Regions from separate parts of the Mus musculus genome. Here all the other regions are linked to region 1. A link is a loop called in an ENCODE intact Hi-C map of the cell type or tissue named here. Cell type or tissue: left cerebral cortex. All regions are shown on one strand.

Evidence for each region. Hi-C counts contacts between places; a loop is a spot of excess contacts. Peaks named below come from ENCODE experiments on the same cell type or tissue, not always from the same donor. Only the 100,000 strongest peaks of a DNase experiment are listed, where the experiment ranks them.
Region 2: it touches region 1 in a loop (3-fold over the local background); 4 of 42 quality-filtered maps call a loop at or near these places.
Region 3: a loop joins it to region 1, with 8 times the contacts of the local background. A loop is called at or near these places in 4 of 42 quality-filtered maps.

Annotation. Positions count from the first base shown.
Region 1 is chr13:54,945,496-54,953,495 of GRCm38, forward strand. It overlaps Unc5a (unc-5 netrin receptor A), which reads left to right and starts at 3,916. Exons shown (of 16, transcript NM_153131.4): 1 at 3,916-4,236. The coding sequence starts at 4,167. It overlaps Gm31313 (a long non-coding RNA gene), which reads right to left and starts at 740. Exons shown (of 4, transcript XR_873485.2): 1 at 454-740. In left cerebral cortex, CTCF peaks have their summits at 3,661 and 5,891; DNase peaks (open chromatin) are centred at 1,123, 3,232, 3,680, 4,404 and 3 more places; H3K4me3 peaks cover 4,074 bases; H3K27ac peaks cover 3,386 bases.
Region 2 is chr13:54,884,139-54,892,138 of GRCm38, forward strand. No RefSeq gene overlaps it. Among named protein-coding and RNA genes, the nearest start is that of Gm31188, 12 kb to the left of the region's middle. In left cerebral cortex, a CTCF peak has its summit at 6,068 (motif pointing left); DNase peaks (open chromatin) are centred at 765, 3,334, 3,674 and 4,072; H3K4me3 peaks cover 746 bases; H3K27ac peaks cover 1,271 bases.
Region 3 is chr13:54,996,421-55,004,420 of GRCm38, forward strand. Unc5a (unc-5 netrin receptor A) reads left to right here. Exons shown (of 16, transcript NM_153131.4): 5 at 1-164; 6 at 773-940; 7 at 1,496-1,660; 8 at 2,916-3,104; 9 at 3,202-3,504; 10 at 6,046-6,133; 11 at 6,413-6,581; 12 at 6,763-6,996; 13 at 7,122-7,271; 14 at 7,358-7,522. Among named protein-coding and RNA genes, the nearest start is that of Hk3, 21 kb to the right of the region's middle. In left cerebral cortex, a CTCF peak has its summit at 4,171; DNase peaks (open chromatin) are centred at 3,309, 3,760, 4,214, 4,884 and 2 more places; H3K27ac peaks cover 1,332 bases.

The sequences.
Region 1 (8,000 bases):
GGACAGAGTCCTAACCTGAGCATGCTGGGTGCTGTCCTTGGTCCTGGAACCGCTATCACAAGAGCATCCACGCCCTGTGCTAAGGTATTGCCTGCTAGTTTGCTTTCTATTGTTGTGATGGTGTGAACCACCGTGCCCAGCTTAGAGCAGATTTATATATATACATATATATATATGTATATAAAGGATAATTTCCTTTTTGGAAATAGGGTTTCATGCATCCTAGGGTAACCTCAAACTCACTATATATCTGGGAAGACCTGGCATGGGTCCTTCTGTCTCCACTTCATAGGTGCTGGGATTACAGGTTCCTGATACCTGCCTGGTTCTGCAGTGTTGGGGCTTTGAGCATGCTCAAACTTACTGACTAAGCTGCATACCCAGCCCTTACAAAGGATAATTATGTATCTTTTTTTTTTCTAAAGCAAATGACAGAAACCCAAATGGACTTACAATCAAAACAGTGACATACTGGCTGAGAGAACAGAAGGATCCAGGGGTATTCCTAGTAGCTCCAGAAACATTTCTGGATGACACAGCACAGTCTCGGGGCTCCCTTCACGCTTGGCTTCTCTGTCCATGCCTCAGCCTCAGGCATGTCTGCTCATTCAGCCAGAGCTTCATGTCCAGACTGTGTCCATGAAGAAAGTAACTGTTTAGTTCCAACCAGAGTTCCAGAAATGAGCCTCGGTGAATGGGCTCAGACCAGTGCTCACTCTGTGCCTGTCTCGGTAGTTCATGGGATCTTGGGTGTTGATCAGCAAGATAGAAGTTCGTTCCATGTTTTGGAACTGAGCGAGTAGAGCACATGAACTCTGTGCTGAAGGGCAGAAGGGCTGGTTCTTCAAATGAAACAAAGGGTGCTTCCAGGAGACGGAAGCTGGGTTCTCAGCAGTGGGATGAGCTACAGGATAGTGGAGTCAGAAGCTGAACTAAGTGGAGTGTTGCAGCCTGCAAAGCAGTCTTGAGTGGGAGGCTCCCTGATCTGTCCCCACCTCTGCCATCTGAGCCTCCACAGCAGGAGTGACACTGGCAAAGCATCTCTCCTCTTTCTCCTGGCTTGCCTGAGTTCCACTTAGAAAGGGACAGCTGAAGTGTCTCAGTGACTTAAAGGAGCTTGCCAATGTAACCAGCAGAGGATAAAGTGTTCAAGGGAGAAAGGCAAATGGAAAAGTCTGGAACGAAGGAACAGCTTGGCTTCTAGGAAACTGGGCCTAGGCACAGCTGCAGATGTGGGATGCAGTAAGATCCCACCCCATGGACAGGCTGTGCTGCAATAAGACTCCACCCCTCCACCCCCAAAAGGACAGGCTGTACATATTACTGAGTGCTGTTCGCTAGCTTCAGGTCCACCCTGCGTACTCTCTCAGGTAGGGTCCTGGTTGTGGGTAAGAGTAGCAGGTCCTCTTTCAGGCCAAGCCACTGTTTACTGTCAGGTGTTTCTCTAGAGTCCCTGTTTCTCTGTCTCCTTGGTAGCCTGGGCCCTTGAGTGAATATGACCAGGAACAGAAGAGCCACGATGGACAAATGAGAAATAAATCTTTGTTGATTAAAGCCACTGATACTTTGGGGACCATTTGTTACCATGACAAAACCTATTCTGACTGCTACACGGGCCTCTCTAGTCTAGATGGAAAGAGAGGGGCTAAGAACTGAGAAGAGAAGAGATTCCCCAATTCTAACCCCAAAGAAGCTTTAGGAGGAAGAAATGTATGGATCACGGGCCCAGAAATCAAACCTCCTGGGGCCCCTCTCAGCCAGCTTCGCAGTTCTGGGATAAGGCTGGTCCTTGCCTAACTCTCAGCTGCCTCATCTGTGTAAAGTGGAAATGTTGACTTAACGGGGTTTCATGTACTGCTTAGAGCAAACTACAGATGTAGGCAAGGGCATAGTACTATCCAATAAACACATTGTTACTTCCTCATGTACACCATGCCCTAATCGACAACGGCCTCCCTTCAGTGTCCAAACCCCAAGCCTTCAACATTTCTTCCACACTGTGAACCCAAATTCAGATCCAGGAGAGCACTGTAGGGGTATTAATAGAATACAGGAGAATAGCCTGGGCATACAACAACTGCTCTCACACACACACCACACACACTCACACCACATACAAAACATACACATACACACACACACACACACACTGGAGCAGCCTGTAGATCAGCTCTACTCTCTAATGTGTTTGTCTAAAAAGCTGAAGTTGGGGAGTATGATCATCTGGGTAAAAGAGGTTATAAATACACACATGTATTAAAAATCAATTTTAGGGCCACCAAGATGCCTCAGTGAATAATGGGGTTTGCTATCAAGCCTTACAACCTGGCTTTCATCCCCGAATCTCACATAAGGAGAGAAATGACAAGCTGTTTTCTGACTTCCACACAGGCACTATGCAACGCACTCACATGCACACGCACACACACGTGCACACACACACACATCTTTAAAAAAATTATTTTCCCAGACAACAGCTTCTATTGAAAATTGGTAAACAAAACCAATTGGCTCCTCCCCTCCCAACAGGCACCTAGAACAAGAGAGCCATTTCGATATGACCCTGTGCCCTGTCTCCCTGCCTGTCTGGCCCTGAGGCCCAAAATCTGTACATTCACATCTGGAGCTTTGGTTGTGAATAGAAACACACACACACACACACACACATATACATATGCAGATATACACATATACAAGAGAGCAGAATAAAGCAAAACATTTTTCATAACCTTCTCTATAAAAAGTGGGAAACAAAAGACAGACCGAGAGAGGGCCTCGTGTCTCAAGAAATATAGGAGAGCTCATATCTCTTTGTGGAAGCCAAGACCATTCTTATATCATCTGGCCTGCAGCACCAATTTATATTATCGATCGGCGCTGGAGGCGTTTGAGTGTGTGACCGTCTTCACCCTTCTCATTCTCCTCCTGGCCAGAAGTGGGACCCTCTCTTTCAGATCCCTCGCCCTGTGCACACCGAGAGCGTTTATTTTCCTTCTCTAGGGCAGCCTTCTGTTTATTTTAACCAGCTTAGGGAATGGGGGTGGGGAATAGGAGATCCTCCAGCGGTCATTCTGCTGGGATCCAGAGACGCCCCGTGACTTGCCCAAGGTCACAGAGCCAGAAGAATGTGACACTTCTATTCTACCCCAGGAGTTTGTAGCTCCCAAAACCCTTCTGGTTCCTGCATCACGCCCACGTCTCCAGCGCCGCGCGCGCTCGGGGCGCAAACAACACGACGCTCCTTACAGGCTGCGCTGCGCCCTAAGGTTGTTTCCTTTGGGCCAGCGGCGTGGAGGGATTAAGAAAGCCTGGGGCCACGCTGCTACGCTTGCCCCTGAAGCCCACCAGGCTGTCTTGGGGAGGCGGATGGTGAGACGGTGGGGGCCTGGCGGCTCCTGCGCGCCGGCTGGGCCCCGGGACCTCTCCTGCAGTCCCCCATCCAAGCCGCCCGCCAGCTGCCTACCACGGCGCGCTGACGATCTCGGAGCGCAGCCCGGAGGCAGGGGTGCAAGCAGGGACTGCAGCGGAACCTGCCTGGGGCACTCCAGAGTCGAGCTGCTCTCCGCAGGCTGGCGCTGCGCCGGGGTCGCCGCAGCCCGGGGCCCCTCCCGGGCCACCTGTGCGCCGACTGGCGGACCAGGGTGATGCCAGATCCGGAAAAGCAATCCACTCCGGGATCCAGAGTCCTGTCTCTGTCCCTGGAGACTGAGAGGGGTGGTGGGAGGCCTCCCCGCCCACTACCCCAGCTCCTCCCTGGGGGAGCCTCAGGCGTTGCCCGAAGGGATCCCCGGTGCAGGGGGTGGCCCGCGCTCGCAGCGCCGCCCGGCCCCTCCTCCCCCGCCCCGCCCCGCCTCCGCCCCGCTCCGCCGCTCCAGTCCGGATTTTGCGGCGCCCGCCGGCCCGCTCCCCGGCTGCGGGCTCCGCGCGGCGGCTGGCTCGGTGCGCGGCGCGGCTGGCGCTGCGCTCCGCCCCGGCTGCATTGCTGCGCTCCGGGTGCCCAGGGGAGCCACGCGCCGCGTGCGCCCCGCAGCCGGCCGCCCGGAGGCAGCGCTGTCCTCTGGCATGGGCCCCGGGGGCGCCCCGAGGTGGGGCTCTCGGCTGAGGCGCTGACAGCCTCTCTCCCGCCCGCGGGGCCCCTAGTCCAGCCCGCTCGTCCGCCCGCGGCCATGGCCGTCCGGCCCGGCCTGTGGCCAGCGCTCCTGGGCATAGTCCTCACTGCCTGGCTTCGTGGTTCGGGTGAGTCACGCCGCGCGCGCTCTGGGGAGGCTTGCGGGGGACCGTGCGCGCGAACGCTTAGCTCTGGGGAGGAGGTGGCCGTGACCTGCGCGGCCGACCCGTCTGGGAGCCCCCGGAGGCCAAACTTTGCTGGGCAGGACGCGGGGGCCGCCACTCGCTGCTGCGCAGCTTCCTGGTGCGCTCTCCCGGAAGCCTTGCTTCTGCCAAGTCCAGAACAGCTGTCAGCGCACGGGGCTGGCGAGTGTAGACGCCCCACGCCTCCGGGTGGGGGAAGTTTTTGCTGGTTTCACGGGCCCGGGAGAATGATGGGGGGGGGGGGGGAGCGCGACGGCAGTTTGAAATAATCCAGGAAAGACAAAAAGACAAGACTTGAAGGACTCAAGGCCATATGCTAGTGCTCAGAAAATGGGGTGTGTGTGTGGGGGGGGGGGGGGGTAAGACAGCTCTTCCAGGTAGGACTGCCCCAAACAGCCACTCACAATTTCTAGCTTGGCACCTGGCCTGTGCCCACGTCTAGAACATAGTGTCCTCCTCTGTCCCCACCACACACAGGCTTGCACACGCACACACTCAGGCGTGGAGGCATCCAACAGCCCTCAGCTCTTGCAGCCGGTAGTCAAAGCACTGGGGCCCCTGTGGTGGCCTGTGGTTCCTGGCCTCGCTGCTGGAGGTGGGAGGGGGGAAGAGGAGGGCGAAGGGGAGTTGTTTGCTGTTGGCTGTTGGTTGGCGGGCTCTGAGAACCTCTCAGAAACTCCACAGCCCTGCAGTCTCCCCGCGTGTCTTGTTGGCCACCCTAACCAGCCCCTTCATAACCTAGCCTTTTAGCCCACCTCCTTGCGTGAGAGGCCTGGGGGGGGGGGGAGGTTTTGTCTAATCTCCCAAAGCCCGCACCTAGACCGAGCTGTGGGGGTCCCTAATCTCCTGGCCCCTAAGGATTTGGCAGTGCTGAGCTTCTGGGTATTGGGAAGGGTGCCTGAGCAATTCTTGGTGCTTGATGCCCCCAGAGCCTGCTTCCCGGGAGGTGATCCCTAGGCTGGCAAGGCCAGTTTCTCCTAAGGGTGTGGATTTCTGAACTGCCAATCTAGAAAGACGAGAGCTCCGTCAAGGACCAGATGATTAAGGTCGATGGCTGGTTCCTTGAAGAGTCTCTGCGTACTGCATCCTTCACCCACCACTGCCTCGACTGCCCTCCCCATCCTGCCCCTTAAGTCCTCTACCTCGTCCCCCCTGCTCTGCCTCCTTCCCCTGTCAATGCACCCTAAATCCTCACTTTAACCAGCCCTTCTTCCTAATGGCCTCCCCTTTTAATCCTGACGAACCCTCAGATTGGGCTGCCTGCTGTTGGCTGTGTATTCATGTTGTATATGTTAGCTTTAGGGGTGTGAGTTGCAGGACTGGCCATAGTCATGAGCTGGGGGTGTCAGAGGAGGTGCTGCCAGACACTGAATGGGTCCCCAGGAAATGTTTACTGAGTTGCATGTGTGTGAGAGGGGCTGTGTGGTCAGAGCTGCATTTTGCCACGTGAGCACCTGGGTGGGAATGGTGTGGACTGACATGTGTCCTGGGTAATGGGGGCAGGGGGCACCACTGATGTGGCATGGGTAGTGCTGTCATGTGTACGGTCAGATGAGTACTAACATGCTGTATGCGTGTGGTAGTTGCATGGTACTGCACCAGTGAGCGTTACAGACAGGGGCGACAGACACTTGTAGGTGAGGGCACTAAAACCAGGAATGAAGGATTGCACTTCAAGAAGAACTGCATTGCCCATTGGCAGGACACCTGTTGGGGGCTGGCCTGAGGTTTCCCAGGGCTGACAGACAGGTGGGCATGAGTGCTTCAGAGCTACCTGGGATTAGAGCCTGTCTCGGGCATTAACTCTCTAGCCGTGAGAGGAGCTGCTGAAAGGTATGGAGGTAGGAGTGGCCCTACTTCTCAAAGAGAACACATCTCACCCTCCCCACACAGGCTCTGGGCATGTGTGGACAGATACCTAGGTAGGGCTGCCCCTGCCATGACCCTACTACATCCCTGCATCTGCTTATCAGTTCCTTGGCAACAGCAGCTGGTGAAAAATGTGTCTGTGAGTGGCTGGGGGGGGGGGGGAGAGTGGTCAACCAGGCAGTCTTGAGGGGTATGGCTGGATGTGTGTATGTGTGTGCGCTCACACGTGCAAGGTGGGGGTGGCTTAGGACTGCTGAGCCAGTGCAGACTCTGCCCACCCCCCAGGCCAAGCACCTATCTATCCTTTGTCACCCAACGTTACACACTACCACTCACAAAAGCCATCCCTCAGCACAAATGCACCTGGGCATACCCCGTCTGCGCCTGCACACACAGACACCCACCTGCCGTGACAGATTGTCCCTTTTATGCTCTGCCAGTTACACAGCCGGCCGGCACATGCAACTCCTTACCCTTCATGTCTTCTTGTCTTGGGTGCCCCCTAGACAGTACCATGGCTAGGGAGGAGAGGCAATGGGGGGTGGGGCAGGCTCTCCTGGAACGTATGAGCTGAGGGTCACCAGGCTCGAACATTGCCCTTGTCCCTCTCCCGCCCACCCCTGTTCCCGTCATTGGGGCTGCTGGACTTTCTGCCCACCTCCACTCTGGGCTGACAGGACTGTGGAGGAGGCCATCACTCTGGGGCAGAGAGCACCGTGTTCTTGCTTCTTGCACGTGGGGTAGGCTGCTGTAGATGCTTCGGGATAGAGCTGATCCTTTCCCTGGCCCATTTGTCTCTCTTACCCCCCCCCCCTTCTGCCCATGTTGCAAAAGGCTTTCTTCCAGGACGCCAGGATAAGTATTGACCTGGGTGCAAAAGCTCCAACCCAGAGGTCTGGGGACTGGGAGCAGCTACTTTTGACCCATGTCACATCCTTTTTCCTGCTTGGTGCTGCCACGAGTCTCAGGCTTGCAGGATTAAGCTATAGCTTGGGGTGCACAGCCCTTTTAGGTGAAGGCCCCAATGCTGCCACCTAGGAACCTGTTCTGTGCACACAAACGCCAGGCCCTCTCATGCCAAGCCACCAGGCTCCCATTGTCCCCTCTTCCCAGGAACCCTGTCATTGCTGCCTTCCCTCACCCCAGCCTAGAGGGGGTGGGAACTTTACTCTCTCCCTTGGCTCTCCCCTCTCCTTCACGCTTCACATCTAATCTGTCACCAAGTCATCAAGCTCAGTGTTACTTGTGACATTGCTGTGTCCCTAGCCTTCTCAGCTTCCTCCCATTCCCGTCTCCCACCTGGCTCACCATGGTGCCCCCCCCCCGCACTCATCCCCTCCTCAGCCGAAGGTCTCTGGAAGCGTAATGTGAGGCTCTCCAGGGCCCACAGGTAGAGCCTTAGCTCTGGACTGGGATGGGCATGGGGGAATGAAGGAAACACCTGATCGATGCACCCAGAGGTCGGCTGCATCGCTGGGCTTTGCCTGCTGCTGGGCTTAGCTCTAGCAGACTAGCTGTTTCCAGCTTTGCAGGATGTGGTGCCACCTGGCCTTGATAGTAGGCTCCCTGCTTGGCATCCTAGCTCCTTGGCTTTGTTCTGATCCTGGCTGGGCCACTTTATTGCTACTAGTCTTTCAATCTATCCAGCCTTGAGCTGGAGGTCTCCCCCAAAGCACCCCCAGTTCCTCCTCCACGGGGCTCAGTGATTTGCTCTGGGTAAGCTAAAGGAAGCCAGAAGCCTCTGGTCCTGAAGGTTCCTTCTCCAGTGTTTCCCCAATATAGCCATTGCCTGCAACATTGTATACCATGCTCTCTGCCCC
Region 2 (8,000 bases), 61 kb before region 1:
TCAGTGGTGACATCTCCAGGGGATCGGGGGCGGGGGTGGGTGTGGGTTAAGGGTGGGGGAAGTCCCACACCTGCAGCATTTTCAGAGAAGTGAAAAACGATTTCAGATTCCGTTTTCCCCATCTCTCTCAGCAATCCCCTGATGGTATTTTATCTGGTAAATAGAAGGTCTAGTTGTTATTCTCAATTATGATATTAATTCTCCCAGTGACCCTGGGCTACTCTCCTTCCCTCTCAGAGCCTGTCTCTCCCTGTCACCACCTGCTCAAGGACAAAAAGATGTTCTCGCTGCAAAGAGCAGACGGGGCCTCATTACCCAGCAGGCAGTGCAGGTAGAGCTAAGGGGTGGCCTGTGAGACCTGGGCCTTATTACCCAGCATGCAGTGTGGGCAGGGCTAGGGAGTGGCCCGTGAGAGGAGGGCAGATGTTCCCTCCCTTTTTGTGCCTGTTTAACACCACAGACCCTCTGCCCACCTTCCTATCTGGGCCTGCTTTCTCCCTCCCTCCCTCCCAACCCCTAGCAGCAAATTCCCAACCAGCTGGGCTCCAATCTCACGGCATGGGACTGCTTTAATATTATTTTCTTATTTTTCCCCAGCTATCTCCCCTCCTTGGGAGGCGGGGGACGACAAGGTTGCCACGGGTAATTGGCCTCAGATTTGTTTCCCTCAGCATTCACCGACTCCTCTCCCCTCTCCCTCTCGTTCCCCCCACCCACCTCCTTCTTCCCATGTGGTTTGCTAAGCCATCTGGAATTGGGCCCAGAATTCCCTTCTCCCCCATGTGTGAGCAGGTGTGAGCAGGGAAGGCTAGTCTGAGGGCCATGTGGGAGGCCCAGGCTTTCCCCAGCATGGGCCACTAGATTCAGAAAATGATCTCTTCAGTGACAAAGGGGGGAGGGAAAAAAAAACTCTCTGATAATAAACTGCAAAGACCCCAGGCTGACGATCTGCAAATAACATAAAAACACGTCCCCGGTGGAAAGTTTAATGAGTCTCGCTCTCGTTAGAACAGAAGACTAATTTTAAAGTATTGGTCACTGGGAAGGGAAGGGCATCAGTGGTGCTGGGGCTGCGGGCCAACCTGTAGAAGACAGGTCTTCAGAGCCGGAAGGATCTGAGAGTTCTCACAGGCAGAGCTGCCGGCCCCGTTAGCCCAGAGGCAGGAAGCAGCCTGTCTTATGGGATGGAGAAGCCAGGGACAGTGTCTGTAGGACAGGGAACTCTGTTGCTTGAGAAGACCTTCAAGACAGATCTGTACCAGAGACTCAGGCTACAGTCACAATCCTTAGCAACTCATGGGCCATCAGGCTGTGGCCAGCCATGGGCTAGAGCGAGTCTGAATGGTCCTGGGGTCCTTAGGCAAGGGCAGTGGCCAAGACTGAGCTAGAATTCCTGGAGCCCAAAGGAGAGCCAATGCCCACCCGAGATGGAAGGCTTTTAAGGTTTCAGAAACCAGTCTGGGCCAGCAGGAACCTCAGATGATGGTCAACACACAGCTGGTGGTGGCCCTCAGTGGCCCTTCCACAGAGCTGAGCCTTCCTTGCCCTGCAGCTTTAGCCTCATACACACAGACCTTGGGTCTCAAGAAAATGAGCTACTTGCACTTGAAAGTCTCCCCCTTGGCCAGCCACCTCCCCGGCCCCTCTGGGGTCAGCTTGGGTTGCAGACAGTTCCAGGAGCCTTGCAAGGCAGCCCTCATTCTGTGCTTGCACTGTAGCTGCGTGTAAGGAAGATGTTCACTGTACTTCTGACTTCCAAAGCAGGTGAGCAGGGAAAGGGGCAGGGAGCAAGTGGATCATACATCCTTCCCTCTCTGGCCCACCCTGGGGGAGGGGACTGCCCAGAGACTTGTCAAATGCCACTGGAGGGCGGCAGCCAATGTGGGCAAGCATTGCTTCTCACTTCAAAGCTGGGGCACAGGAAAGAACCTGGGGTGGCCACTGGGTGGTAGGGATGGCTCTGGAGGGAACATCATTCTGGGGCCCTCTGACCCAGTCCAGGATACCCTACTGAATGAATCCTCGTCACCCTGAAAAGGCCTGAGGCACGTGCAGACTCTGGGCCTCACTTTTTCCCTGCCCAGTTAAAGTTACAAGAGTCTGAGCCCTGGGAAAGAGTGACTCCAGTGAGTCTGCTGCTTCAGACACTGCCACACCGAGCTTCTGAGGCTAGAGTCTCCGTCAGCACCTCCTCCCCCATGCAGACCACCTAGCTCTAATGCTGGGGTCCCACCTCAGTGAGTGAGAGAGAAGTAGAGGGACTTCCCCTGTCAGTCTACTCTGAACCTTGTTCCCCAGGAAGAAGGCAGCATCTCACCTTAGCCCCATCCTCAGAGCAGCTCGGTGGAAGCTGCCTCAGAGGGAAGCCTGCCCTGCCTTGCCAGCTGTCACTAGGACCTGGGCAGTGGCATCTGCTATGGTGAAAAGGCCCTGCGGCCAGCACACAAGGCTTCAAGCTGGGCTTGACCATTTCACACAGATGTGACCGTGGCTCCATCCATTCTCAGCATTGGGACAATGCTGTCTCCCTGGTGGGAAGATTCCTGTTTTCCAGGGGCAGGACACAGACAATAAAATCACAAACAAATTAGTGAAGGAGACAGCTGCTGTAAAGGTGGCAAACACAGCCGCTGTGGCAGAGATGATGGTGAGGGGAGGAGCTGCCTCTCTGGCAAGGCAGCATTTGAGCTGCCCGAATGCCACGTTTTGATGTGGTGTAAACAGAGTTGGTACAGCCTAGGCAGAAGGAGCAACGAGTGCAAAGGCCCTGGGGTACAGGAGATTGTAAGGAAACAGAAAGGTGACTGATGGGACAGGAGCGTCAGGGGAAGGAGGAGGGGAGAGGTCGGCAGCAGGCAGCCGGTGCAGGGTCCTGGGGTTTATTTTGAGCAGATGGAAAAGTCAGCTTAGCTGGGAGAATGGAATGGGGGGTAAACTGAGGCAATCCCCGGATCCAGGTCAACACCAGTGAGCGTTCTCTTTGACTTATTGCCTGTGACAGCTCTACTGTGCTGAGTGGGACGCTCCAGTCACATGGAGACTTGGGGTCCCATGGGGACCAGGCCACCTAAACGTCAGGACGTGCCTGAGACCTCTGTGCATGGTGCCATGTGACAGTACAACACTCTTTGTTTCCTCGAACCTAAAATATGGGCTCTGCTTTGGAGAGCTCCAAGGTCCTCAGATGAGGTGACTCAGGGAAGGACAGAGCCCAGGCATTTGGGATCTTCCAGCAGGAGGGAGGCTTAGTGTTCCCGCCTCCAGGGATGGATTGACCAGCCATTTGCCTGATGGGTCTGCCAACCCTCTCTAGAGGCTTGGCTCAGGGGACAGGAGTGGGCTGAAAGGAGTGGGAAGGAAGGATGCAGAGGCAGTGCGGGAGGGAAGCCTTCTGTTGCCATGGAGGGAGCCGCAAGGTATTCTGGGATCAGCGTTCGCATTTTGGAGGGGCAGGGTCACGAAGGGTGGCCGGGGAAGGTGGGGGGAGCCAGGGTCGTTCTTCTATCCACAGGGCTTTTCCTGTATCCCGGAAGACAAGTGAGTCCTCACCCCCTTGAATGGGATCTGGAGCCTCTGCAGCAGGCCTGGTCACCCCACCACCATCCCGCCCCTCCCCCCATGGCTATCGCTTCCCTGTCCTGTTGGTCCGCCTTTTGTACGGAAGGTAGCAAGCAGCCCCTTTCCAGGAGGCCTGTTTGCCAGCACGACAGCAGCAAATTAGTGCTCTTAAAAGGCATTCAGCATTTATCCCGGCAAACGCTCACTCGCTGCGAAGGGGGCCTGTTGTGCCTTCTCCCCGAATCTGTTGAAAGGGGGGTTCGTAGCGCATCTTAATCGGCTTCCTTCCACCCACCACATTAAATGCATTTCATCTACTCTCGCAAATGGCTAATTTTGAAAATCCGCTTATCAGAATTAGGTCCTCAGCAGCCATATTTATTTACAATTCATTTTCATAATTTTTTTGTCCCCATGTGTGTGTGAGTGAATTATGTTTTCTATTGTCTGGCTGTATCTCACAGGTCCAGGGTGGACAAGGGCCAGGTTAGGAGCAGATTGGATGTGGGGGTGAGGCAAGGTTGCCAGGGTGGGCTTAGGGATGAGCTTGAGAAGAAGAGAACGAATGTCCTAATGAATCCCAGGCTCCTGGGGCAGGCTTCCCTTAGACCAGGGTAGCTGGGACCAACCGGGAACAGAAGACACTGTTCCCAGTGTCTTCCCGGGGAACAAACACCAGCTCGATGCTCACACATCCCAAGTGCTGGGAGAGAGCTAGCTACATGGTAGAGCTAGGAAAACTCATGTCCAAACCACACACTTTCTCCTCGGCATCTTACTATCAACTGTTCAAGGGATGGCTTCCCTGTCTGAGTGCAGGCAAATAGGGCATAGCTGTGAGAAGCAGAGTCAAGGGAGAGGTGGGAAGAGGGCTTGCACAAGCTTGCCATAGAGATTCCGTACTTGGCTTTCCTAACTACAACCAAACTCTGACGAGTTAATGGGGGCAGCTAAAGAGCCGTGAAGATCAGCAAGGCCATCTGTCCTTTTGTGATTCATTTACAAACTTGTCGCCTGACTCCTTATATAAGGGTGTATTCAGAACATGCTAGAGCCAAAAAGTATATAACAACAGCAACAACAACAACAACAACCTGCTTTTCTGTTGACCTTTCCGGGGGACCTCCTTAGTCAGTGCAATTCTGTAGAATATGAGATGGAAGGACGAAGAAGGTCTGCTTCTGGTTCCCTGTGATCTTGGGAAGAAAACACCCCAGAACAACACATCCTTAGCATTTACCAAGGGGGAGATTAACAGACAGCTGCATTACTTAAAAAAAAAAAAAAGATTCGGTAGAAGAAAGCAACATTGTTTCAGTTGAAATAGAAACTCCTCAGATACATCTTGGCTGTTGAGCTTTGAGTTGCATTTGCCTGCAAACCTGCATCCAAGGCTTCGGGTCTGTCTCACTGCCACGTGACCTTGGGAGTCTGGAGCCTTCAGATCCTCATCTGTAGAATGGGCTGGGTGCTTGCGACACACACCTCCCAGGACAGTGTGAAGGATGAAGTTAGTGCTGCGGGGTGGTGCTTTCTGTGCCAGATTTGATGTGGACACACAAGTAACAATTGAACGGGAATATGAGGGCTGGGCATCGGGTAGCTCAGTGATAGAGCACTTGCCTGGCATCTGCAGAGACATGGGTTGGAAGATCCAGCTACACACACACACACACACACACACACACACACACACGCACAACTACTGTGTATACATTTGCCCAATCAAACTCAGGAAATATACTCAGTGATAGAGGATAAACAAACGATCTATTTTTCACCATAAAAAGGATAGCCATACAACACCCCAAAAGCTCACAGAGCAGTGGGTTCCCGGCCCTGGCACCAGGAGCTGGGAGAATAGCAAAGTAGACAGCCGACTTTGTCAAGGTGGGATCTTCCTTCACTCCCCTCTTCAACCTCCTGCTTCTCTCTGGAATTGAATGGTGTTCTCATACAAATTTTACGTAGATCCTGGATTGAACTTAGGTCTACAGTGAGCACCTTACCCATGGAGCAATCTCACTGGCTCAATAACTTGTTTGGAAGAAATAAAATCTCATTTAACCCCAGGTGAGAAGTTGTGTGGTAGTGGTAGAGAAGGAAGCGTTGGCATAGGCTGTTGTGTGCACATGCGCATTAGGGGAAGTGCCTGTAGTGCATGCTGGGAGATTTGTGAATGAGCCTCATGTGCACAAAAGCATTCATGGCAAGGGTGTGGCTCAAGGGAGAGATGGCTGTGGTAGGAACAGATCCTCTAGTGTCCACATCGAGTCAGGATCCCTCTTCTGGGAACTGAGATTGGGGAAGGGCGGCTGAGAAATCAAGGGAGCTGGTTGAGTTGTTTGCATATTCTTTACCATGAATTCTCAAAAAAAAAAAAAAAAAGTATAGGGCACTAGAGAGATGGCTCATCAGTTAAGAGCACTGTTTGCTCTTCCAGCGGACCCAAATTCGTCCCAGCACCTACATGGTGGCTCACAACCACTTATAACTCCAGTTACAAGGGACCTGACGCCCTCTTCTGGCCTCTGTGGGCACTACATTCATGTGGTACATAGACATACCGACAAAACACTTTATGTTTATATATAAAATAATAAATAGTTTTAGGACTGAAATGAGATATGGAAGGCCAGGCCATGATAGGATTCCCTAGGGTTGTGCTTGTGTGTGTTTGTGTGTGTGTGTGTGTGTGTGTGTAAACCAGGGTGAGCTATGAACACCAAAGGACCACCGAGCTCAGAGGTTTGTGTACAGCGTCTAGGGCTGGCCATACCAGGCCTGGGGACCTAGGCCTTTAAATGAGGACCAGCAAGGACAAACTGCAGACCCAGAGAGAGGTGAAAACTCAGCAGGGCTGAGATGCTGGTGTCATCAGGACGGGGACGGGAAGGCAGGTTTGTACCATCCCAGGTATTTATAGTGTTATCTGCTGGGCTTGAAAGCTGAGTCAAGCTGCATTTAAAATACAGAATTACATTCTGGTGGAAAGAACCAGGTCCCTTATTAATAGAAGGCAAAATCCCAGAGGGAGGCTCCCATGTGGAGGTGCAAGCTGGGGCAGCCAATCCTGGCTTAACAAGTGTATGCTCTTCAGATCTTACCTCTCTGTACACAAGGGTTTCCCCCAGATGCAGCCTTTTGTTCTAAAACTCTCGTTCAAGCAGGTTAAACATCTCTTTCCCTGGCTGGTGGGGTCAGAGGAGGCTGAAAGAGATGGCTCAGCAGCTTTGAGCACTGGCTGCTCTTGCAGGGGACTCAGATTTGGTTCCCAGCACCCACGTGATAGCTCGCAACCATCTGCTTCCCTCTTGCAGGGGATTCAACATCTTCTCTCGACCTCCATGGACACCAGGCATGCTTGTGATGCACACACATGCACACATACAAGACACTACATCACATTTTAAAAAAGCAAACTAAAACAAACAAACAAAAACACAGCAAACTCCTTGGAATCCTTTAGCATATCTAAGTAAAGCTGAGGTTAAAACATATTTTGCATGTATGTGTGCCCATGTGTGTGGGTGTGTACACACACAGATGCTGCCTCTCATTAAAGCTTTTGGGAGAACTAAGAACATTGTTCTATATGGTTTATTCTACTCCTTCATATTTATTAGACCAACATTTTTTTATGAATAACAAAAAAACCCAACCCAAACTAGCTCATCTAGGAAAAAATATGCATATGAATCCATGATAGGAAAAACATCAAGGTGACCTTCAGAACAGCTGGATTTGGGCCTCCAGCAAGGTCTTTAGGGCTGTCACGGTTAATTCATCATTAAGCTGGATGGATCTGGAGTCCCCTGGGAGGCATATCTCCTGGCATGTCTGTGACAGCCCTTCCAAAGCTTTCAGGCTTACCTGAGGAGGGAGCACCCACCCTGAAAGTGGGTGAGAGTCCCCTTGGGGAAATGGGAAAGAACTTGTGCCAGCTGCTTTCCAGATGTGAGGAGTCTTTAAAAAAAGATTTATTTATTATTATAAATAAGTACACTGTAACCTCATTACGGGTGGTTGTGAGCCACCATTTGGTTGTTGGGATTTGAACTCAGGACCTTCAGAAGAGCAGTCAGTGCTCTTAACTGCTGAGCCACCTTTCCAGTCCTGGATGTGAGGAGTCTTAACTGGATACTTCTGCTGCCAAGGGCTCACATTGTCTTTCTGGCCATAATGGACTATGAGCTTTTAAACCTTGAGCCAAATAAACCCTTCATTCCGTAAGCAACATTTTGTCGTGTGTCCTGTTATAGCAACAAGGAAAGTAATGAACCAGGTTCTCAACTCCTCTCTCTGTCTGTCTGTCTGTCTCTCCCCACCCCCTCCGTGCCCCAGGTTCCAGGTCTGCTTCTAAAGGATTAGCTTCAGTCTTAAACACAGGGGCCTTTCTCAAGGCTGTGGGTACCACCTTCTGGATTCCTGCGCACAATCCT
Region 3 (8,000 bases), 51 kb after region 1:
TGAGGACCTCGTGGACCCCTCCCTCGACCCCAATGTGTACATCACACGGGAGCACAGCCTAGTCGTGCGGCAGGCCCGCCTGGCCGACACTGCCAACTACACCTGCGTGGCCAAGAACATCGTGGCCCGTCGCCGAAGCGCCTCTGCGGCCGTCATTGTTTATGGTGGGTCCTGGGCTCCCCAGTCACAGGAAGAGGTACTGAGGTGCCAACAGGGACTTGGTGTGTGGCTCAGAGGACGGAAAGGCATGGAGCAAGAACCAGGCTAACCAGACAGTGGCTTGACTAGGAAAGAGAGCAGAAGTGTATCTGGGCAAAGGGATGGGACATGTGGGTCACTTGTGAGTGGGGAGCATGGTGCAAGAGACGAAGAGACAAGAGGAGGCTCAGAGGGACGTAACACATCAACCTTGGGCGTCTCAGTCCCCGAAATGGGAGAGAGCGCCTCAGAATGAGACGCCTTCCTCCCCCAAGAGCAGAAGGAGGTCGGATAGGAGCTGCCCTGCGAGAAGCTGGGTTCTAGCTGGAGGTGCCCTGTGACCTGTAGTTTAGTCTGGCCACCCTGACACTTGCCAAGAGTAGAGTATCTGAAGGCTCTGCCAGCCCCTGGGGCCCAGCAGCCTAGGCTTGGTCCTCCTCAGGGTTTCTCCAGGCACAGGAGCAGCCCACTCACCCCGAGCTTATAAGAACTTTGCCCTCCTGCCCCATCCCTTGGCCCAGCATGTCTGAGGAAGCCCCCGCTCCCTGACCCCAGTCCTTCTCTGTCCGGCCAGTGAACGGTGGGTGGTCGACGTGGACCGAGTGGTCCGTCTGCAGTGCCAGCTGTGGGCGTGGCTGGCAGAAACGGAGCCGGAGCTGCACCAACCCGGCACCTCTCAACGGGGGCGCCTTCTGTGAGGGGCAGAATGTCCAGAAAACAGCCTGCGCCACTCTGTGCCCAGGTACCGGCAGCCACCGACTCCTGCATCGTTCCTCACCACGCCATCTCCGTGGCCTGGCTCCATCGCACCCACCAGCCTGCCCGCCCCCTCCCCCATGGCTCCATCCCACCCGCCTGCCACACACAGGGCCAGGCTCAGTCTGAGGTGGGGATCAGGGTGCAGTGTGGTCAGAGTCAAGGGCTCGGTTTAGGGTCTAAGGTGCAGTTTTAGGACAGGATCTAGGCTCCGCCTGGGGCTGCACAATCCACCTGTGCCTGGACCAGAAGGGCCATCATGTGACTAGGAGCCCTTACCGCCTCAGGACAGGGACAGCCTCCCTGGGTTGAGAGAGCCGAGCAGGCCCCAGCATCATTGCGTCTCCTTGTCATTAGCATGTGTCATCAAGGCTAGCTGGACACTCAAGGTCCGACCGATCAGAGGGCCTGACCCTGGCATTGTACCCAAGCCCAGGCCCTGCCTGGTCCAGATGACTAGCGGGGCCACCCAGGCCAGCCACCCAGGCCAACCTCCTAAGCTGACTGTCCCATTCCCTCTCTGCCTGTCTCTCTTGTTCAGTGGATGGGAGCTGGAGCCCATGGAGTAAGTGGTCAGCCTGCGGGCTTGACTGCACCCACTGGCGGAGCCGGGAGTGCTCCGACCCAGCGCCCCGCAACGGAGGTGAGGAGTGCCGGGGTGCTGACCTGGACACCCGCAACTGTACCAGTGACCTCTGCCTGCACAGTGAGTCTTCTCTGCCCCAGGGCTCACCTCCGTCTGACAGCCCTATGGGCTGTGGTCAGGGCAGCCACTCTCCTGCCTGTGTCTCTCCAAAGCTTGGGAGCCCAGGGGTCCCTTTCATCTCTAGCACACTCTTCCCTGTTACACAGACACACCACCTTCCCCCTGAGACACATGCAGATGTGAATCTTGACCCCTGTACATCCAACTGCTCCCCCGCGGCTTTGAAATTATCCCGTTCCCCAAGCTCACACATAAGTCCTGTGGGGGTGCTGGGCTTGTGAGGCCTGTTAATTACAAGGCCATAACTAACAATTAAAGATCTCTGTTGGATTGTTTTTTTCCTTTAGACTACACCCTCCCCTGTTCTTTCAATTAAAAACCTAATTATCTGTGTCAATTCCTTTCTGATGGACATTTCTTCCATTATGCAAAACTCTTAAAAATCGATAGTGCTTCCTCCAAGCAGTTGGTCCCCCACCCACCCCAGTTTCAGGGCTGGTGGTATACACAAGGGCTCACACTGTCCTGGAAACACCTGAGAAACTGACCACCCATGTATCTGCCTATTTTCTATTTCTATAATGAACTAGCAAAAGAAATTTATTAGTTTTAGAGGCTCAAATTCCAAATAGCGTGATGCTGGCTCTGGTAAATGTGCCTTCTACCCCAAGCCACATTTCTTGGTGGCAGATAGCACCATGTCAGTACTGTAGACAAGAGAGAGATCACGTGTCAGGAAGAGAAAAAGACAGACACAGAGACAGGTAGACACGGAAAGATGGACAGCCCCATGGTCTAAGAGCAGCACTCATAATGATGTAATGCCTCCCCACTGGGGCCCACCTCCTAAAAGGCCCCACTGCTGCTCATATTGCCACAATGGGGACCACACCTGTCAATATGAATCCTTAGGCAGGCATGTGCAAACTATAGCACCATACTTAGGGTCTCTCAGGAGTTCACCTTGCCCCAGACACCCTGACCCCCAGCCTAGGAGCCAAGGATATACCACCACTCACCCCGGTGAAGTAGCTCTTCCCCTGCTCCACTCTGCCTGTGAGGGTGTGACTTGCTCAATCCCAAGCAAGGTTGTGGTGGGTATAGAACTAGGATGTACCCACCAATACCACGCTCCCTGCCACGTGCCCACTGCCCAGGGGGTGCTGAGATCCTATTCTCCTGGGGATAAACCATGGGCCTCTCCTCTGAAGCCTCTACATCCCTGCCATTCTCAAGACCACACTTTCTCTTGCAGCCTCTTCCGGCCCCGAGGACGTGGCTCTCTACATCGGCCTCGTCGCCGTGGCCGTGTGCCTCATCTTGCTGCTGCTGGTCCTCGTCCTCATCTACTGCCGCAAGAAGGAAGGACTGGACTCAGACGTGGCTGACTCATCCATCCTTACCTCAGGCTTCCAGCCTGTCAGCATCAAGCCCAGCAAAGCAGGTGAGGTGCCACCTACCCCTGCTCTCCTGCCTGAGCACCCCCAAGGCAAGGGCTGTTGATGGGGGAGTCGCTACCTGAATCCATCTTTATCCTGTAGACAATCCCCATCTGCTCACCATCCAACCGGACCTCAGCACCACCACGACCACCTACCAGGGCAGCCTGTGTCCCCGGCAGGATGGACCCAGCCCCAAGTTCCAGCTCTCTAATGGTCACCTGCTCAGCCCACTGGGCAGTGGCCGCCATACGCTGCACCACAGCTCCCCCACCTCTGAGGCTGAGGACTTCGTCTCCCGCCTCTCCACCCAAAACTACTTTCGTTCTCTGCCCCGCGGTACCAGCAACATGGCCTATGGGACCTTCAACTTCCTCGGGGGCCGGCTGATGATCCCTAACACAGGTAGGCCCCTAGAACTCCCCAGAGAACATGAGAGGTAAGACTAGTCTTGTCATCTTTTCGTCCCAGAGTGCACCAGCCTCGTGCAGAGTGGCCCAGTCTGGCCAGTATAGGAAAGGATGCAGTTGGCGCTATAGCAAAGCTGTGGAAAGGGTCTCCTTGTTGCTTGTGGACACGAAAGGATTGTATGTTCATTTATCACACAGTCAGCCTTACATGTTGATAGGTGCTGCATCGGGCCCTAACACCAGACCCCAGAGGCTCACAAAACAAGACAGCAGAGCACCCCTTAGAACCTGCCCCCTCCCAGCGTCCTCCATCTCATCCACCACTCCACAGAAGTGCCTCAGACAGGGTCCCTGAGACCTCTTGTTAGAAGATCCACAGACCCTCCAAAGGCCATCTTTGGAGAAATCTCTGCAACCTCTGACAAGGCTGACCACCCCACTCTGACATTCTCTGTTCCCTCTCCTTAGGTGACCCCACATACTCCTGTTCTTGCCCATCCCTGGCTGTTCCGGTATAGGCGTTCCTCAGGGATACCCCTCCCCAACCCACCCCCACTTCCGCCCGTGCCATTTCTGAGTGATCTCACCTACTCCTCCATCCCAGCCCCCAGTTCTTGCAGAGCATTGGAACTCTGCATTCAGCTGCCTCTTGGACAGCTCCATCTGCCTGTCTCACAGCACCTCGGAGTCTTTGTGCCGAAAACAGAACCGTCTCCCACCCTTTCTCTCAGCTACCTCCTCCCTGGCTTTCCCCGGCTCACGGTTGGCACAGTGTCATTGCTTAAGCTAGAAACTGGCCTGGGGTCACCTTGGGCTCCTGCTCTTTCTATTCCCACCCCCTCGCTATAAGTCAGCTGTATCACATGATGTTGCATGCTCCCCCTTCCCAATAGCTCCTGTCTCCTCCTGCTCCTCATCCTGCCCTGGTGCGTCACCACACCCAGGCTAGCACCTCCCTTACCTCAACCGCGGCATCTACACATTTACTGAATGAATCTAGAGTTGATTATGCCCCCTCCCCACTCAATCCCTTCTAAGGTTCCCAGTTGCTCTCTACAGAGCCCCAGTGACAAGGCTAATGCAACCCACCCACTGCTGGCTAGCCGCTGTGTGCTTTTCCCTCCTATATGCAGTTCTGTATGTGACAGCCCCTACAGACCTTTGGCACCTGAACACATGACACTGTCCCTGGCTCATAAGTAATGGTCTTTCTACCTTTCCTCCTGGCTCATCTGTTGTTGCTGCCTGTGCCTCATACACCCCTCAGGACAGGGCATGAGAAATTCTCATAGCTCAGTGAAGTGAGCTGGTCCCTGTTAGCTGTAACAAAAAGGCAGACAGATGGTGGGTATTCCGTGGCCCCTGCAGTGTGCCCACCCCTGTGTCCCTCTCTGTTGTCTAGTTGCCTCTCTCCTTGCTGGACTGAGAAAGCTAGCGCCCTTTTTCCTCTTAGCTTTCTGAGTGGCCAGCATGAGTATTCAATCTTGAATACTACTCTCCAGCAGGCATTCACACCAGGAGGTGTGTGACTGCCCCCGACTCCAGGCAGCATCAGGTTCTACGGTCAGCACAGGTTAGTGAAGGAAGCAAAAGATTCGAGCACATGGGTTCGAGCTGTCTGTGAGACAGCTCGGTGGTAAGACCCATCACTCGGTGGTAAGACACGGACAGGTACACATCGTAGAGCACACTTAAACCACTCGACAGCTTCAGTGTCGGGAGGCTGTGTGACCCTATGGAACCATCACTGTGAGTTTGTAGAATATAAGTGTCCTTACATAGCCCTTGAACAGCCTGAGAGTCCAGCCCAGCAAACAGTGGAGCTATCTGCTGTTTTAGGGGCAAAGTCACAGAATGTCTCCCCTTTTCCTGCCCTCAGAGCAGGACCTCAATGCTGCTCTCCGTGATGTCTCAGCCCTGCCCTTGCTGTCTCCACTACAAAACTCCCCTTCCTCCACACACTGATACCACTCCTGGGGCAGAGGCGCATCAACAGACCAGGAGGACATTGGAGCCGTAGATCTTGGCCCTTGAGGGCTATTATAGACCTGCCCCCCATCCCCGCAAGGATGGAGACAATGACAGGAAGAGACCAGTTCTTAGAGGGGACAGGACTAAGGGGGGAGGAGCTTGAGCAAGACCAAAGGCCCCTGTTCTGGAACCGCTGAACGTAGCAAAGTTGGGCAGAGGGACCGACTGCTGGGATGACAGTCAAGAGCCTTCCATGGCAGGCCTGGAAGATGGGGAAGGTTTTAAGCAGAAAGTACCCTGGTCCCAAAGAACGGAACAGGATGTAGGACGCACTTCCTTGGTGTCTTCTTGCCCTACTTTAGCTTCTAGCTGGGTTGCCTCAGATGTTCTTGGAGTCTCCCTGACTCAGAGTCGTGCCTATGTGGGTGGTGGACAGTATGGCAGTCCTTGAAACACCTCTGTCCCCAGACAAGGGCGTCTGAAGAGGAAACTCGTGGGTCTGGCTAGTTCCTGGGTAGTTATTGGGTATCTGTAGCCACAAGCCGTGACCCCTCTGCTTTTACAGGAATCAGCCTCCTCATACCCCCGGACGCCATCCCCCGAGGAAAGATCTACGAGATCTACCTCACTCTGCACAAGCCAGAAGACGTGAGGTGTGTGCCCTGCCTGCTGTGGTGGTGGGGGGGGGGGGAGGGCACCGTCTGCTGCTCCTATCGCTGGAACCACCCCAATTCCCCGCCCAGCACTGCTGTACCTGTTCTGACCTGGCCCGAGGGAGCACAGGGGATGAGGCGCACTTAAGCTCACCCTGATTTGCAACTTCCGTCCTTACGGTGTCAACCACCCCACTGCAGAGTCTGTCTCCTAACCCCACGGTCTCTAGGACTGGCCACTGACGCCTTTCCCTCTCCACCCATGTTTCCCCACTTGAGGTTGCCCCTAGCTGGCTGTCAGACCCTGCTGAGTCCTATCGTTAGCTGTGGGCCCCCAGGAGTCCTGCTCACCCGGCCAGTCATCCTTGCCATGGACCACTGCGGGGAGCCCAGTCCCGACAGCTGGAGCCTGCGCCTCAAAAAGCAGTCCTGTGAGGGCAGCTGGGAGGTGAGTTGGGAAGACTACCTGAGGCCACCCAACCAAATCACTGGCCCCACACTGGGCATGGCCTCCCATTCCTTTGGCAGCTATGTGGTCTCGAGTCTCCCCAAACTGAGCTGAGGGTGGCCCGGAGGCTCTAAGGACTCCTAAGTTGGTTAGGCACTGACCCACAAGGCCCCGCCCACAGGACGTGCTGCACCTTGGTGAGGAGTCGCCCTCTCATCTCTACTACTGCCAGCTGGAGGCCGGGGCCTGCTATGTCTTCACCGAGCAGCTAGGCCGCTTTGCCCTGGTGGGAGAGGCCCTCAGCGTGGCTGCCACCAAGCGCCTCAGGCTCCTTCTGTTTGCCCCTGTGGCCTGTACGTCCCTCGAGTACAACATCCGAGTGTACTGCCTGCACGACACCCACGATGCTCTCAAGGTACTGCCGCGCACAGCCCCATTGGCGGACCACCCAGCCCTTGGCATCCAACTGCCTTGTCTTGGGGGTGACAGGGAGGGTTTGCTCCTACCGTCGGGCCTTGCTGACCACCCCGGGCACTGCAGGAGGTGGTGCAGCTGGAGAAGCAGCTGGGTGGACAGCTGATCCAGGAGCCCCGTGTCCTGCACTTCAAAGACAGTTACCACAACCTACGTCTGTCCATCCACGACGTGCCCAGCTCCCTGTGGAAGAGCAAGCTCCTTGTCAGCTACCAGGTGAGACCCTGAGCCCACGACCAGAGCGCTCCAGGGGCTGCTGGCGCTGGGCACGCTTGACGCCTCCTCTTTGCCCCTCTCCATAGGAGATCCCTTTTTACCACATCTGGAATGGCACTCAGCAGTATCTGCACTGCACCTTCACCCTGGAGCGCGTCAATGCCAGCACCAGCGACCTGGCCTGCAAGGTGTGGGTGTGGCAGGTGGAGGGAGATGGACAGAGCTTCAACATCAACTTTAACATCACTAAGGTGGGCGACAAGATGGTGTGCTCCTAGTACCGACCATCCCAGGCAGGCTCCACCTCTGCGCGTAGCTGCCCACCAGCCACCGGCCTAACTTGAGCTGCCCCTTCTAGCTTCTTCCAAGTTTCTGGGGACATAGGTGTAGGTGCTATATGAGGAGCGGGAGGAGGTAGAGTTGTCCTGGGGGCTCTGGAGCGCTTCCCCAAAGAGGGACTTTGCACCGGGCCCCAAAGGATAGGCAGGAGCGGGAATCTGACAGACTGCAGGGTTGGGAGAAGGCATTTGGGGCAGCAGGCACTGAGCTGAGAGCATAGCCATGGATGGTCAGCAGAGCAATAGTGTGGGGAGCAGGGAGGTGTTCTCCGTCACCAACTGTGGCCAGGTGACTTCATCTCTGAGATCTAAAGAGTAAAGCCCTGGTGTACCAGGGAGAGGATGCCCTGCTGCCCCCATTGTCTGGGGTTATCTGGAAACTCCCCTGGCC